2 separate regions of the Homo sapiens genome follow, and region 1 is linked to region 2. Evidence: read pairs that join two places in POLR2A ChIA-PET (ENCODE). Cell type or tissue: PC-9. All regions are shown on one strand. Each heading gives the region's core, and the rest is flanking DNA. Links, peaks and the distances in the headings are about the cores only.

Evidence for each region. ChIA-PET counts read pairs that join two places held together with the same protein. Peaks named below come from ENCODE experiments on the same cell type or tissue, not always from the same donor. Only the 100,000 strongest peaks of a DNase experiment are listed, where the experiment ranks them.
Region 1: POLR2A ChIA-PET joins it to region 2 with 21 read pairs; 2 of 35 experiments call an interaction of 5 or more read pairs at or near these places.

What each region holds. Positions count from the first base shown.
Region 1 is chr1:32,421,413-32,429,740 of GRCh38, reverse strand. It overlaps the pseudogene LRRC37A12P. Among named protein-coding and RNA genes, the nearest start is that of BSDC1, 31 kb to the right of the region's middle. In PC-9, for the core only: no CTCF peak of the experiment used is centred there; no DNase peak of the experiment used is centred there; H3K27me3 peaks cover 6,351 bases.
Region 2 is chr1:33,044,057-33,052,384 of GRCh38, reverse strand. No RefSeq gene overlaps it. Among named protein-coding and RNA genes, the nearest start is that of AK2, 11 kb to the right of the region's middle. In PC-9, for the core only: CTCF peaks have their summits at 1,451 and 1,660; DNase peaks (open chromatin) are centred at 2,044 and 4,184; H3K27ac peaks cover 3,359 bases.

The DNA.
Region 1 (8,328 bases), core at 65-8,064, 620 kb after region 2:
AAAGAGAAACAGCTTCCTCCATGGAGGAAGGTGTCTCCAAGCGGAAAGGACCGAGTGGAAAAGGACTGGCTGTCGGTGAATGCACTGAGTTTTATAGTCCAGTTTGAGGAGGTGGTGTCTGATTTATGTAGTGCTTAATTGGTTCAATAAGGTATGACATTTACATAGTATACAGGGAAGACTGGTTGCCTCATCTTAATCTTACTATGCAAATGGGCTTTCCAGTTGATTGGCACCATCATGTCTGCTCCTTTACAATACACGTGGCTGGCAGAGAAGGGAAGATGGAGCTGCCATCTTAAACATGTCTAGTCCTTAGTTCTTTCCTGCCAGCATTCACCCATGCAAGCTCCCAGCTTGCAGGCTGCTCTTTGTTAGAAAATGATTTGGAGGGCCGGGCACAGTGGCTTATACCTATAATCCCAGCACTTTGGGAGGCTGAGGCCAGCAGATCACTTGAGGTCAGGAGTTCGAGACCAGCCTGGCCAACATGGTGAAACCCCGACTCTACTAAAATTACAAAAATTAGCCGGGCGTGGTGGCACACACCTGTAGTCCCAGCTACTCAGGAGGCTGAGGAATGAGAATCACTTGAAGCTGGGAGGCAGAGGTTGCAGTGAGCTGAGATTGCACCACTGCACTCTAGCCTGGGCCACAGAGCAAGACTCTGTCTCAAAAAAAAAAAAAAAAAAAAAAAAAAAGAAAGAAAGTGATTTAATGATTTGGGGCTGCTTTTCATTAAAAAGAAAAGCCTTACCGAGGACTCCCATACCCTTACTATCTGCCTAAGTAATTTCTTCTTAACTCCTGTATCATTCCCCGCTCTGGAGTGGTAACCCTAACTGCTGTTAGGGAGTGTTGGGCAATGACTCTTTCTGGCTACTTCCTTCTGAAAAGGGGCGTTGTGTGGGGAACAGCAGCTAGGACTCCTCCTGAGGTCTATCTAAGGGTCCTTGGAAGAAAGGCGTGCTCATGCATAGTTCAGTCTGCAGCAGCATTTGGAGTTTGATTGCTTCTAGGCAAGAGGAAACAATTTGAGTTATAATATTGAGCAGACAAGGTCACATGAGCAAGAGAGGGCTTAATAATGGAGCTAACCAGTTCCACAAAGAAGACTGGAATTCATTAAAGAGGGATTGTAGCCATCCAGGGCTGGAACCTGCATTTTCTCTTGACCTGTCAATGATTTTTACTTGATCTTTAAGCATCTGTAAGTTTTCTTCTACTTGACTAAAGGTGTTTATCCAGAAGCAGCATGTTTCATTTAAGACTGCACAGGTACCCCACCTTTGCTGTAAGGACATCGAGGGCCAGTCGATGGCTAAAGAGTCTATGGATTGTTGTGCTTCCACAGCTCCTAATGTTGCCTTCCATCCTCGTTGCATCATAATGGAAACATTAAATGCTGACCTTTCAAGGAGAGGAATACCAGCAAACCGGAAGAGGCCTCTGGTTATGGAATTCCCCATCCATGGTCCTTCTAAGATGAGATTGTCATGTGTGTGCCCTCCCAATCTTCTCTTTCAGTTAAACCTCTACATGAGGGCATGGAAATGATAGGTCTCTTTGCTCAGCGTATTCAAGATAGTGCACTTTTTTTTTGAGAATTACAATAGGTACCTTTTATTGAAAGCTCACTGTTTGCAAAGCAGTGTACATTCATTATCAAATTAAATCATCAAAAAACCCTAAAAAGTAGGTGTCAGTATCACCTGCACTTTGTGATTGTGCCAGACAATGAGTAATAAAATAGGTAAGAATGGCTGTGGGTGAAGCCAGCTGAGTTCTCGTTATAGTCGCATTTCAGGAAATTATTTAACATGCTGACTTTAACAACCTAAGCGTCTTCTCCATGTGTGCACATAGGGTAGACCTCTGAGAGTGGCGCTGTAGCTTCTAGGGTAAAGGCTGTGTTAAGTCAAGGCAGGATGACATTTTGGCCTCCTCCCAGGCTAGTGCAAAGGGCTGTTCACTCGCATTAAGGCCTTCTCTCTCAGACTGAATTGCCCACACCCCAAAACCTGTCCTACAGAAAATTTGCAGTCCTCGCTTGTTGCCTGGCAGCCCGTACCTAATAGGGCGGTGAATTAATTATCAAACATGCAACAAAGGGTATCGAAAGTTTAGCGAAAATGGCAACATTTTGGAATAAATGACCATAATGTGTGTTCTGCCTGCCACCCTAACTGGCGCAGATTTTGCAGGTCAGTTGTTTTCCCTGGAAGCCGTATTGGCCAAGAGGAGGAAGATTATCTCTCGGATTTCAGCTTGGAGGAGAAAGAATTCAGGCTGCCAGAACTGGACTAGCACCTCTGAATATCCCGAGGTGAGGTCCCGTGACTTCCTTGGGAAGCTCTGCCGCGCCTGCACCCCACCCCACCCAACCCTACACCACCACCACCACCACCACCACCACCACCACCACAATAGGCTGCTGGAGTCTTGGGACCACCAAGGTCTGCTGCCCAAATCCTTCCTCGCTTAGGGGAGGGGAGGAGTGTTCCTGCGGGGCGGGGCGAGAAGGGAGGCTTGGGCAGGATTGTGGGATGAGATCGCCCTGGTGACGCGGAGCGGATCTAGACCTCACCTAATAAAATTTGCTTATAAAGGAGGGGGCGGTGCCCACGGTTGCTAGGGGCGCTAGCGTCTTGGGGCTGCCAGAATGGCTCCAGCTCTGTGCGCGGCGCCAGCGCATGTCACGTCCCGGCTGTGCCTCTGGCTCCCACGACCCCCTCCTCACGTAGCAACTATTGTGGCTACTCGTCCAGGCGGCTCAGCCTCTGGAGTGGGTCCAGGACCCGCTGCAGCTGATCTCCGATGCCCTGTGGCCGATGAGCCCTTGTTTTCCCGCTCCTCTGATCTCCCACCCGAATCGCCCCCATGCGCTTACCCTCCCCCCACCACGCAGACCCGGGGCCTTTGAATACCTGGGGTCCTCTGCTTCCTCCCAGATGTCAGCTCTGCCTCAGGAATCGACTGAGACTTTCACCAAGACTTTGGTTCCATTCCTGGACACGGATACAGCTGGAGAGCTGCCCCCGTGGCCAGAGCAGTTCGTTGCTGCACACCAGGATCTGAATGACAAGCTGACTCGGCAAGAAAGGCTCCCAGAGGTGGTCCCAATGCTGGACTGGGATCAGAACCAGGCCCTAGCTCGGACTCTTTGCCTCAAAAGTAAGGTTAAAACTGCAAATCTAGATCAGGCTGCAGATCATCAGGCATATGAAATACTTGTTCTACCTCTGGATAGAATTCACAAGCAACGAAGCTTATTGTTTGGCCCAAGAACCTGAAGAAAGGTCTAGCTTAGCATCGGAGGCTTGCTAAGGTTGTGGCTGGAACTCCACACCGATTTGTATAAAAACCTCAGCGTCAGAAACAAACTTTGCAGGATATTTAGATGGAAGTATGGATATACTGTATCCAGGCACCCTGTCCCCAGAACTCCAGGTGAACTCAGACGAGCCTCCAGGGCCCCCTGAGCAAGTTGGACTTTTTCAATTTCACCTAGAGCCCGAAACTCAAAATCCAGAGACCTTGAAGAGATCCAGTCCTCTTCACTCCAGCAAGAAGCCCCAGAGCAGCTTCCACAGCTCCCTGGGGAGGTAGAACCTTCTTCAACCCAGCAGGAGGCCCCAGCTCTGCCTTCACAGTCCCTTGAGAGGGTCTATTCTACTTCAACAGAGCAGGAGGCCCCAGCATAGCAGCTACCTGCCTCCGAAGAGATTGTAGCTCAGCCATCAATACATCATGAGGTAAATGTTCTATTTAGAAGTTGGAGTGAAGCAGCTAGGCGCGATGGCTCCTGCCCGTAATCCCAGCATGGGAGGCTGAGGTGGGCAGATCACAAGGTCAGGAGTTCGAGACCAACCTGGCCAAGAGACCAGCCTGGCCAGTATGGTGAAACCCCATCTCTACTAAAAATACAAAATTAGCCAGGCGTGGCGGCAGGCGCCTGTAATCCCAGCTACTTAGGAGTCTGAGGCAGGAGAATTGCTTGAACCCGGGAGGCAGAGGTTGCAGTGAGCTGAGATCACGCCACTGCACTCCAGCCTGGGCAACAGAGCAAGACTCCGTCTCAAAAAGAAAAAAAAAAAAGTTGGAGTGAAGCTCAGCACTCACACTTGCCCAGTGTCACAGTCAAACCTGTGGATGTGGAGCTTACAGTAACTCCAGAGCCAGGTAAGGAACTTACGTCAAGCCAGGAACAGGCCGCAGCTCAGCCTCCAGAGCACCCTGAGGAGGTGGACTCTTCCTCAACCCAATTAGAGGACCCAGCTCAGACACCAGAGCACCCTGAGGAGACGAAACCTTCTGCAACCCACCAAGGGACCCCAGCTGAGCCTCCAGGTCCTCCTGTGGAGGCTGAACTTTCCCCCAGTGAGCAGGAGAAGCCAGCTCAGCATTCTGAATTTCCTGGGGAGGTGAACTTTCTCAGACCCAGCAGGAGGCCCCAGCTCAGCCTCCAGAGTCCTCTGTGGAGAGTGCAGCTCAAACTCCACCGAATCATGAGGTGACACTTCACCCTCTTGGTGAGGATCAAGCTCATTATAACTTGCCCACTGTTACAGTTAAACCTGTGGATGCAGAGCTTATTATAACCTCAGAGCCTACCAAGGAGACTGAATCTTCTCCAGCCCAGCAGCAGGCCCCAACCCAGTCTCCAGAGGAGGTAGAACCTTCTGCAACCCAAAAGGAGGCCCCAGCTGAGCCTCCAGGTCCTCCTGTGGAGCCTGAACCTTCTCCAGAGAGCAGGAGCAGCCAGCTCAGCCTTCTGAGTCTTCTGGAGAGGTTGAACCTTCTCCCGCCCAGGAGGAGATCCCAGCTCAGCCTCCAAACATCATGAATTAACAGTTTTACCTCAAGCTCAGCATTCAGATTTGCCCAGTGTCACTGTTAAGTCTCCAGATATGCAGCTCACCATAGCAACGTAGCCTACTGAAGAGGTGGAAACTTCTCTAATCCACCAGGAGGCTACAGCTCAGCTCTCAGGGCCAATTAATGATGCAGAACCTTCCGCCACCCAGCATGGGGGCCCATCTCTGCCTCCAGAGTCATCAGAAGAGGCTGGACCTTTACCAGTTAAACGGTAGACTTCAATCTCCAGAAACTATTAAGGATGAGAAACCCTTTCCAACCCAGCAGGAGGCTGCAGCTGAGCATCCACAGATCCCTGAGGAGGTTGAGTCTTCTCCAACCCATCAAGAAGCCCCATCCCAGCCTTCAGAGCCCCCTAATGAAGTTGTAGCTCAATGTCCAGAGCATCATGAGGTGATAGTTTCTCCTCTAAGTCATGATCAAGTTCAGCCTCCAACATTGCAAATGTCACTGTTAAACCTGCGGATCACATGGTTTCCATGACTCCAGAGTTCACTAATCAGGTTGAAATTTTAACACAACAGGGGGTCCCAGCTCAGTCCTTAATGTCCCCTGAGCAGTTTCAACATTTGAAAGACCAGCAAGAGATTATAATTTAGCAGCTAAATACCCCTGAAAATGATGAACTTCCTCCAGTCCATCAAAAGCCCACAACTCAGCCTCCAGCTCAGCTCTCCTCAGACTTTAAGTTCATTGAATGATGAGATGGTATTTTCAACTCTAGATCTGTCTTCAATATTCAGAAGTAATTCAACTTTGACTAATGCTAGGGTCACCCCGACCAGACTGTTCTCTTTCCTTCCCACAGGCCTTACAATACAGTCCCTTGCGCTCTCCACACAGCCACCTCAGGGCAAAAGACAAACCCCCTTTCACTGACCCCTCCAGTAACTGTTTGTCCAGAAGATTTCAGCTAAACTGGCAAACAGTTACAGGACGCGGTTAACATGTCTGCTAACCTTGCTTAACAAAGCTGGCAAAAACATCTCCAGGAAGCAGGCAGAACACCTGCTCCCAACTCAGTTCACATACCCCGACCCAGTTCCTTGCCCTGTAAAGCCCTGTTGCAGCCTGTAAGCAGGGCTGTCTCCTCTGCTAGTCAAGGAGCAGCCCAGCAGGACAATAAAAACTTGCCCGCCTGACTTTGGGTCTCCTTGTCCTTTTCCTCGGCTGACCTCACAACTAATACCACAGTTAAAAATGTGGATATGGAGCTTACCATACCTATAGCAGTCACTATCGAGGTTGAACCTTCTCCATTCCAGCAGGACAACCCTCCAATTCCCACTGAGCAGGCTGACTTTTCTCTAACCCAGCCTTATACCCCTTCCCCACCTCTGGATTCTCTTGAACGGATTGAATCTCCAGCCCAGCAAGAGGCCACAGCTCAGACTCCAGATCCCCCTAAGGAAGTAGAACCTTCTCCAGTCCTGCAAGAGTTCCCAGCTGAGCCACCAGAGCCCCCTAAGGAGGTTGAACCATCTACAAGCCAGCAGGAAGCCTCAGGTGGTCCTCCAAAGTCCACTGAAGAGGTCAGTCCTCTACTGCAATGGGAGATACCAGCTCAGCCATCAGAGCCACCTGAGAAGGTTGAACCATCTCCAGTCCTACAGAAGGCCCCAACTCAGGTTTTAGAGACACATTCAAAGTAATTAACTGGCTGGGCACAGTGGCTCATGACAGTAATCCCAGTATGTTGGGAGGCCAAGGCAGGTAGATCACCTGAGGTCAGGAGTTCAAGACTAGCCTGGCCAACATGGTGAAACCCCATCTCTACTAATACTACAAAAATTAGCCAGGTGTAGATGTGGGCACCTGTAATCCTAGCTACTCGGGAGGCTGAGGCAGGTGAATTGCTGGAACCTGGGAGGCAGAGGTTGCAGTGAGCCGAGATCGTGCCACTGCACTCCAGCCTGGGCAGCAGAGTGAGACTCTGTCTCAAAAAACAAACAAACAAACAAAACGAAGTAACTAACTGGCATTTCTGTTCAAGAGATTGGACAGATAGGAAGTTAAACTTCCTAGAGATGCCTCATCATTTGTGCCAGTGACCCCACATTATTTCTTGATTAATTGTGCAAACTGGGAAGCTGATAGCTAGTTTTTCCAATTTAAGAGTCATCATGAGGATATTTTCAATTGTTGTAATGGGATTTGTGTTGTTCCAATGTCTAGATATTTTAATCCTGGCAATTTTTTTTTTTTTTCTGAGATGGAGTTATGCTCTTGTTGCCCAGGCTGGAGTGCAATGGCGCAATCTCGGCTCACCGCAACCTCTGCCTCCCAGGTTCAAGCGATTCTCCTGCCTCAGCCTCCCGAGTAGCTGGGATTACAGGCATGCATCACCATGCCCAGCTAATTTTGTATTTTTAGTAGAGATGGGGTTTCTCCATGTTGGTCAGGCTGGTCTCGAACTCCTGACCTCAGGTGATCTGCCCGCCTCGGCCTCCCAAAGTGCTGGGATTACAAGCGTGAGCCACTGCGCCCGGCAATGCCGGCAATTTAAACAGATACGAATCTTCAACATTGTCAGAGGATTGCAATTGAGAATTGTTAGTGGTGAAGTTTTGAAAAGCTCTTCTTGCTGTCTCTCCTGCTGCTCCCTTGTATAGTGTCAATGCTGGAAGTTTCTGAGAGCAGTCTGCAGGTGCTGAACATCATACTTTAACCGGTCAACCTGAAGTTTGGCATTCTGCCTTTTGTTAGGGGGCTCCTTGCTAGACAAAATCTCCAGATGTTCTAGACCCCTGAATATCTGGTCTGTGCTTGCTTGGATTTCATTTTCTACTAAGTGTGAAAACTGCTTGTCTGCCATCTCCAGGCATCCCATGTGAGACTGGATCTCATGGACCTGCTTGTGGGTTTACTGGTACGGGGGCTCCATATCACCAGTCCAGCTTGACCTGGCTGCAGCTCTGGCTTCCAAGATAGTGCACTTTCTAAAAAGGACCTAGGTTAGGGATGTCCCCAGATGATGTGGGGCAAGAGATTGGACAGATAGGAAGTTAAACTTCCCAGAGATGCCTCATCATTTGTGCCAGTGACCCCACATTATTTCTTGATTAGTTGTGCAAACTGGGAAGCTGATAGCCAGTTTTTCCAATTCAAGAGTCATCATGAGGATATTCTCATGTCAGTGCAATTCCATGTCAGTGCAATTTAAAAATAGTAGGTTGGGGACCATTGCTACTATAGTGCAGTTTCCTTAGCGTTATTGAACTGAGCAAATTGCTCAGGACAGACCCAAGAATTAGTCTTTTTGTACAAATGGGCCATGGCTGATATTGTAGGAGCTAAAGGGTGTGATGTATCACTAAACCCAATAAAAAGTCCTAGCAGACTCGGTGATAGTAAAACTTTCATGCTTCCTTTTTGTTGGTAACTATTATCCCTGTTATAAGGATAATAATTAAACAAAATACTACAACGATGGAAACTCTCTGTCCAATA
Region 2 (8,328 bases), core at 282-8,281:
CCCTCCCGGACGGGGCGGCTGGCCGGGCAGAGGGGCTCCTCACTTCCCAGTAGGGGCGGCTGGGCAGAGGCGCCCCTCACCTCCCAGACGGGGCGGCTGGCCGGGCGGAGGGCTGACCCCCCCACCTCCCTCCCGGACGGGGCGGCTGGCCAGGCGGGGGGCTGACCCCCCTACCTCCCTCCCGGACGGGGCGGCTGGCCGGGTGGGGGGGCTGACCCCCCCATCTCCCTCCCGGACGGGGTGGCTGGCCGGGCTGAGGGGCTCCTCACTTCCCAGTAGGGGCGGCCGGGCAGAGGCGCCCCTCACCTCCCGGACGGGGCGGCTGGCCGGGCGGGGGGCTGACCCCCCACCTCCCTCCCGGACGGCACGGCTGGCCAGGCGGGGGGCTGACCCCTCCACCTCCCTCCCGGATGGCACGGCTGGCCGGGCGGGGGGGCTGACCCCCCACCTCCCTCCCGGATGGGGCAGCTGGCCGGGCGGGGGGCTGACCCCCCCCACCTCCCTCCCGGACGGGGTGGCTGCCGGGCGGAGACGCTCCTCACTTCCCAGATGGGGTGGCTGCCGGGCGGAGAGGCTCCTCACTTCTCAGACGGGGCAGCTGCCGGGCGGAGGGGCTCCTCACTTCTCAGACGGGGTGGTTGCCAGGCAGAGGGTCTCCTCACTTCTCAGACGGGGCGGCCGGGCAGAGACGCTCCTCACCTCCCAGACGGGGTCTCGGCCGGGCAGAGGCGCTCCTCACATCCCAGATGGGGCGGCGGGGCAGAGGCGCTCCCCACATCTCAGACGATGGGCGGCCGGGCAGAGACGCTCCTCACTTCCTAGATGTGATGGCGGCTGGGAAGAGGCGCTCCTCACTTCCTAGATGGGATGGCGGCCGGGCGGAGACGCTCCTCACTTTCCAGACTGGGCAGCCAGGCAGAGGGGCTCCTCACATCCCAGACGATGGGCGGCCAGGCAGAGACACTCCTCACTTCCCAGACGGGGTGGCGGCCGGGCAGAGGCTGCAATCTCGGCACTTTGGGAGGCCAAGGCAGGCGGCTGCTCCTTGCCCTCGGGCCCCGCGGGGCCCGTCCGCTCCTCCAGCCGCTGCCTCCCGGGCGGCGCTCGCCGGCGCGGCGGCAAAGACTGAGACAGCTCCGCTGCCCGCTGAACTCCATCCTCCCGGCGGTCGGGCGGCGGCGGCTGCGGTCGGTCACGGCAGCGGCTCCGCTTCATATCTGCAGCTGGGGCCCGCGGGCGTCAGCGCCGCGACTGTCCCGGCTCCGCACTGCCCCGGGCCGCAGCGCAGCCGCGCCAACCACCACCCGCGGCCACCATGGCCGGACGGGCTCCCTAAGCCACCGACCCCAGCCCGCGGCGCCTTCGAGCCTTCTGGGGCCTCCGGCGCCGCGACCTCCTCTGCTAGTCTTTTTAAATGTTAATGCTCTCCCTATTCTTCCTTTAGTAATAGAGCCTCTACCTGTTGGCTAGGCATATGTCTGTCCAGAATAAAAGCTATGTTTCCCAGTACCCCGGCTGCTAGTCGTGGCATTGTAACTAAGTTCCGGTCAGTGCAATGAGAATGAAAGTAACAGGTGCAATTCCAGGTTATGCCTTTAGAGGGAAGGGGGGCATCCCCCACTGCCCCATTACTCCTTCCTGCTGGCTGAAATGCAGAAGTGATGGTAGGAGCTGGAGCTGCCCTTTTGGACCACAGGAAGGAAGCCGCATGTTGATGTCAAACCAAGGAGACAGAAAAAGCCAGGGTTCCCTGATGGTAGAGCCACCATATCCACTGCCCCTTGCCTGCCAGGGTTTTGACATAAGCAAGAAGTAAGCACCTATCTTGTCTAAGTCATTGTTATTTTGGAGTCTCTGCTATAGTAGCTGAGTCTGTTTCCTAACCACAGTAGTTTCCTATTATCCAGTTTCCCTTTCTGCACTTTCACTTACCAAAGGACAAATGTGATCCAAAAATATTACATGGGAAAATTCCAGAAATAAACAATTCATAAGTTGTAAATTGCATGCTTTTATGAGCAGCATGATGAAATCTGGAGCCATCTCACCCAGGATGTGAATCATCCCTTTGTCCAGCGTATCCATGCTGTATACACCACCCACCAGCTAGTAGCTTAGTAGCGGTCCTATTTATCAGATCAACAGATCACAAGAAGGGTGAGCAGAGCACAATAAGATATTTTCAGAGAGATAAAGGGATTACATTCACATAATTATAGTGTATTGCTGTAATTGTTTTATTATTAGTTATTGTTATTAATCTCTTGCTGTGCCTAATTTATAATTTTTTTTTCTTTTTGAGGCAAGGTCTCATTCTGTCGCCCAGGATGGAGGGCAGTGGCACAATCACAGCTTACTGCAGCCTCAACCTCCTAGGCTCAAGCAATCCTCCCACTTAAGCCTCCCGAGTAGCAAGCACTACAGGTCCACACCACCATGCCTGGCTAATTTTTGTGTTTTTTGTAGAGATGTGGTTTCACCATGTTGCCCAGGCTAGTCTCGAACTCTTTACCTCAAGCGATCCTCCCTCCTCAGCCTCCCAAAGTGCTGGGATTATAGGTGCGAGCCACTATGCCTGGCCCTAATTTATAAATTAAATGTTAGGCCGGGCGTGGTGGCTCACACCTGTAATCCCAGCACTTTGATTCCCTCCACAAGGATTTCCTCACAGGCCATGTCTAATGTGTAGCATTTCCCAGCTGAGGGCGTTTTTGTTGCTGTTAATATCATACGCCTTTTCTTGGAAGCTGGCGACTTTTATGGAAATCGGAATTTCGCCACAGTGACCTCAAAACAGTAGTAGAAAGGCTTTGCTTGTTCAGGTGGCTTGGACTTAGCCAGTTCTTTAGAAAACCACATCTCATGGTTGTGGTTTGGTTGACAAAGGAACAGGAAGCATGTTACAAAAATTGGGAAGCGGTCCTAGGTCAAGTGGGCTGTGAAGCCCAAAAAAAGACACAGGAGAGATGCACGCTGCCAGGTAGGGGGGAGTTGGTCTGTGTAGGTAACTGGAACTTAAAGTCCACAAACCCCCTGGAACTCAGTCTACATCTCTACTGACCAAGGTAAGTAGGTCTTGGCATACTCAGCAAGAGCTTCCTGTCCAGCCTCTTTGTCTGGCCCTCACGAGGGATAGAACAGTTAGGATGCATGAGGTTTTGCTTTAGAAGAAACAACTGGGGAAAATTTAAGCTACTGGACCTCTGTAGCTTAAAAATAACAAAATAAGGCTGGGCGCAGTGGCTTATGCCTGTAATCCTAGCACTTTGGGAGGCCAAGGTGGGTGGATCACCTGAGGTCAGGAGTTCGAGACCAGCCTGGCCAACATGGCAAAACCCCGTCTCTACTAAAAACACAAAAATTAGCCAGGCATGGTGGCGCATGCCTGCAGTCCCAGCTACTCAGGAGGCTGAGGCAGGAGAATTGCTTTAACCCGGGAGGCGGAGGTTGCAGTGAGCTGAGATAGTGCCACTACACTCCAGCCTGGGTGACAGAGCAAGACTCCATCTCAAAAAAATAAAAAATAAAAATAAATAAAACCCTTGCTCATACTACCTGCTCATTTGGATTGACTAGGGGGCTCTGCTGCAGGTGGTTTGTCTCTCAGGGACCTAGTCTGGTGGAGGTTCCATCTCAACAGTCTGCCATGACTGCTGAGGTGAAAAGAACATGTGAATCCTGCCCTGGCTCTCAAAAGCTTCTCCCTTGAATTGTCATGCACGCTACTTCTGTTCTCATTTCACTGGCCAGTGCAAGTCATATGCCCTCACCCAAGTTCAACAGAACAGAAACAAATAATCCTTTCACAGCAAGAGACATCAAATATTTGTGGAAAACAGTACAGTCTGCCACAAAAGAAAATGCTGTGTGGTGGGAGACTTCACCGGCTGTGTGATTTCAAGCAAGCCAATTAACCATGCCGAGTTAAGCCTCAGTTTCCCCATGCATCAAGTAGGGATATAATAGTTCTGGCAAATTAGCCAGGTGTGGTGGTGTGCACCTGTAGTCCCACCTACTCAGGAGGCTGAGGCAGGGGAATCACTTGAACCTGAGAGGCAGAGATTGCAGTGAGCCAAGATCATGCCACTGCATTCCAGCCTGGATACAGAGCAAGACTCCATCTCAAAAAAAAAAGAAAAAATAGTTTTGACATAGCAAGTGTATTGTGATGACTCAGTGAGATTGTATGTAGAGATCTGATCACAGGGCTTGGTACCAATCCTTGCTCAATAAATGGTAACTTTTAAAAATTAATCGGTGGAGAACTCTGATCACCACAGGCAAGAGTAAAATAAAAGTCACTTCCTTCAGCTGAAACTGCTCTCATGTTAAAGGGCAAACTCCTTGAGGCCAATTCCAAGGGATTTTTCTCAGTCCTCACCTTTGACTCCGCCAGGAAGGAAGATTGTGCTATTGTTCATGAATATTCCCTGCCTCACCTACTGAGTGCCTCTCAGTGGAAGAAGTACATTCCTGGCCCCATTGACTGCAGCTTGTCCATGAGACTTGCTTTGACAAGTACAATGTAAGTGCATGTGACCTGTAGCATTTCCATGGCCTGTGCCATTTCTAGGCAGAAGGTTTAAGGGCCAACAAGAGATCCCATCATTTTCCTTTTTTCCAGTCCTGTGCTAGTAAACATTTAACAACTGGCTCTTCTAGAGGGAAAATATTTGCCACATTCTGTAGTATATGTACTTCCACCATAACTGATTTCAAGCTACCAATGTGACATTACTGAGCACAAAGTTGGGAAGAGATATACACTATCAGCTTTCTCTAATGCAAGTTATACCAGCATACCAGTGTACCTTTTCCCTCTCTTCCAAGAACCGAACCTTCAGCCTGCATCACCTGCAGCTAACATGTAACCCTTTCTGTAAGCTGATATTTTGGGGTTATTTGTCGCTGCAATATAACTTAGCTGAAGCTGACTAATACACTCCCAGAAACTTTTTATTTGGCTTTGGTAACACTCCTTCTTCATCATTTCTATCAATAAACACTAATCAGTGTCCCACTACATATGAGAGACAACATAGCATAGTGGTTAATAGAATAGACTGGAGAGGCAGACTGGAGAAGCTTTACTCACAGTTTCCAAGTGTCTGGAAGTAACTATAAAGGCCTAATTTGCATATCAACTGGGAACTCCTGGAAATGAGAGTGTCTCCAAGAGATATATTTGATGCATGTCCAGAGAATTCCTGAATGAAAGAATCTGGGATTGTCAAGCTGATATCATGAACCCCACATTTAACAGAGTTAAGTGAAGAGATGGGACAAAGGCCAGGCTTGGGAAGGAAGGAAAGATCAACAAAGGCCTTACAGGGCAGATAAAAATTGATAGAATGGGCTGAGGGCATTGGCTCATGCTTGTAATCCCAGCACTTTGGGAGGCCGAGGTGGGTGGATCACTTGAGTCAGGAGTTCAAGACCAGCCTGGCCAACATGTGAAACCTCGTCTCTACTAAAAATATAAAAATTAGCCGAGTCTGTTGGTGGGCACCTGTAATCCTAGCTACTTGGGAGACTAAGGCAGGAGAATCGCTTGAACCCAGGAGGCAGAGGTTGCAGTGAGCTGAGATCGAGCCACTGCACTCCAGCCTGGGCAACAGAGTGAAACTCTGTCTCAAAAAAAAAAAAGGGGAAAGAAAAAGAAAAAGAATGTGGTGGCCGTGCACGGTGGCTCATGCCTGTAATCCCAGCACTTTGGGAGGCTAAGGTGGGGGATCATCTGAGGTCAGGAGTTCAAGACCAACCTGGCCAACATGGTGAAATCCCACCTCTACTAAAAATACAAAAATTAGCCAGGCATGGTAGCAGGCACCTGTAATCCCAGCTATTCAGGAGGCTGAGGCAGGAGAATTGCTTGAACCCCGGAGGCAGAGGTTGCAGTGAACCAAGGTCACACCACTGCACCCCAGCCTGGACAACAGAGTGAGACTCCGTCTTAAAAAAAAAAAAAAAAAAGGATGTGGTGGGTAGAATGAAATTTCAGGTTTTCTTCTTTAGTCTCTAGTCATTCTCTGATTCCTTTCCCCTCAAGTGTTGGCTTCCCAGCTTTTAGTCGTCATTCTTCTCTCCTCTCTACCCTCCCACAAAACAAGCTCATCTCCTCTATGTCTTTGACGCAGGTAGTAATAGTTAACATTTACTGAGTGCTTACCATGAGTAGGGCACCGTGCTAAGTACTTTACATCCATTATGTAATCTGATACTCACTGTGATCCTGTGAAGTGGGTATCGGCATCCTGATTTTGCAAAGAGAAATTGAGGCCCAGCAGGGTTAAGTTACTTGCCATGTCACATAAGGTGCTTTGGGCAGTGAGTATCAGAATGCCGACATAGATGCGGTTTGAACATTAGGGGTTTATCTCTCATCACAGGAAGTGTGGAAGAAGGTGACATCTGAGTTGCTTAATTCAGCAGCTCAGTGATGTCAGACCCTAGGTCAGCTTCCCTCTGAGTCTCGCAGCTCTCCCCTCCTGGTCCCAAGATAGCTGCTACATTTCAAGCGCTGCATCATCCCTGAGGCAGGCAGGAAGGGAGTTTTTCTTCTTGTGCATCTCTTTTTCCTGGAAAGCAAAGCCTCCCACAAAAGCCCCCAAGAGAATTTCCCATAGGACCCTGTCTCCTCTCCCCCTTTTTTCTTTCCTTACCCTCTTGAGTTGTAACTCCAGCCAGACTGACCCTCTTTCAACTCTGTACCAAACAGAAGTCTTGGTGGCTAACCTAAGCAGTGAAGGAATTTATTGAATACTGTGAGGTTTTCACCAATTCCAAACATGAGTAGGAACCAAAAGTAATTAGGCTAAGAACACAGCCAAAGACATGGCACAGGAAAAGCCTACCTGGACAGCCACCACTGGCCACGGTCCACCCACTGAGGCTGGACTCTTACCTCCCCACCAAGAACAGGCCCTGCCCCTTCCTCTCTCTCCCTCAAGAGTCAAAGTCCTGGGCAGGACATCCCACTGGCCAAGCCTGGTCACGTGCTCACTCCCCTGTTGCCAAGAAGGCAGGCAAGAGTCTGCCCTTTCAGCTTCTGCAGGGTGGCTCTGTTTTCCCCCAAGTTCCTTGCAGTGAAGGATTTCCACAACACAAGAGGGGTGTTCCTCTGCCAAATATCACAGTTCCCCTCAACTTTCTATAATATTTCTTTTTTTTTTTTGGAGATAGGGTCTTGCTCTATCCCTCAGGCTGGAGTGCAGTGGCATGATCTTGGCTCACTGAAACCTCCGCCTCCCAGGTTCAAGTGATTCTCATGCCTCAGCCTCCCGAGTAGCTGGGATCACAGATGCTCGCCACCATACCTGGCTAATTTTTGTATTTTTAGTAGGGATGGGGTTTCACCATGTTGGCCAGGCTGGTCCTGAACTCCTGACCTCAGGTGATCTGCCCACCTCGGCCTCCCAAAGTGTTGAGATTACAGGCATGAGCCACCACGCCCAACCTCTTGTCATAATCTTTCTTAACTCCAGGCCTTTGCACATGCCATTCCCTTTGTCTAGAATACCCTTCTTCCCTCTCTTCCCTAAGCAAATCCTCCTTGTTCTTAAGGTTTCATCTCACTTACACATCATTTCCCCTCAAATCTGAGCTGGGGGCTCCTCTATTGTGCTGTTACTGAAGCCTGTACCTTTCCCAGCACAGACTCCGTCAATGTCTTATTTGTTGTTTTTTTTGTTTTTTTCCCCCGCTTGACTGCAAGTTCTGTAGAAGTGGAGAGTTTTCTTTTCTTTTCTTTTTTTTTTTTTGAGATGGGGTCTTGCTCTGTCACCCAGTCTAGAGTGCAGTGGCACAGTCTCAGCCCACTACAACCTCTGCCTCCTAGGTTCAAGTGATTCTCCTGCCTCAGCCTCCTAAGTAGCTGGGATTACAGGCACATGCCACCACACCTGGCTAATTTTGGTATTTTTAGTAGAGACAGGGTTTCACCATGCTGGCCACGCTGGTCTTAAACTCCTGACCTCAGGTGATCTGACCGCCTCGGCCTCCCAAAGTGCTGGGATTACAGGTGTGAGCCACTGCGCCCAGCCCGAAGTGGAGAGTTTTCTAAAGGTGGAAACCTTGCTTTTGTTTTGTTTTTAGAGACAGGGTCTCGCTCTGTCACCTGGGCTGGAGTACAATGGGCTAATTATAGTTTATGGCAGCCTCAACCTCCTGGCAGCAAGTGATTCCCACACTTCAGCCTCCCAAGTAGCTAGTGTAAGAGTTAAGAAAGAAGAAAGAAACACGAAACGTGACTTAACCCCTTAAAGACAAGCTTATTTTAGAGAAAAAATAAGGAGTGCTTTCTCTTACAGAGATATATATTGGTTTTAG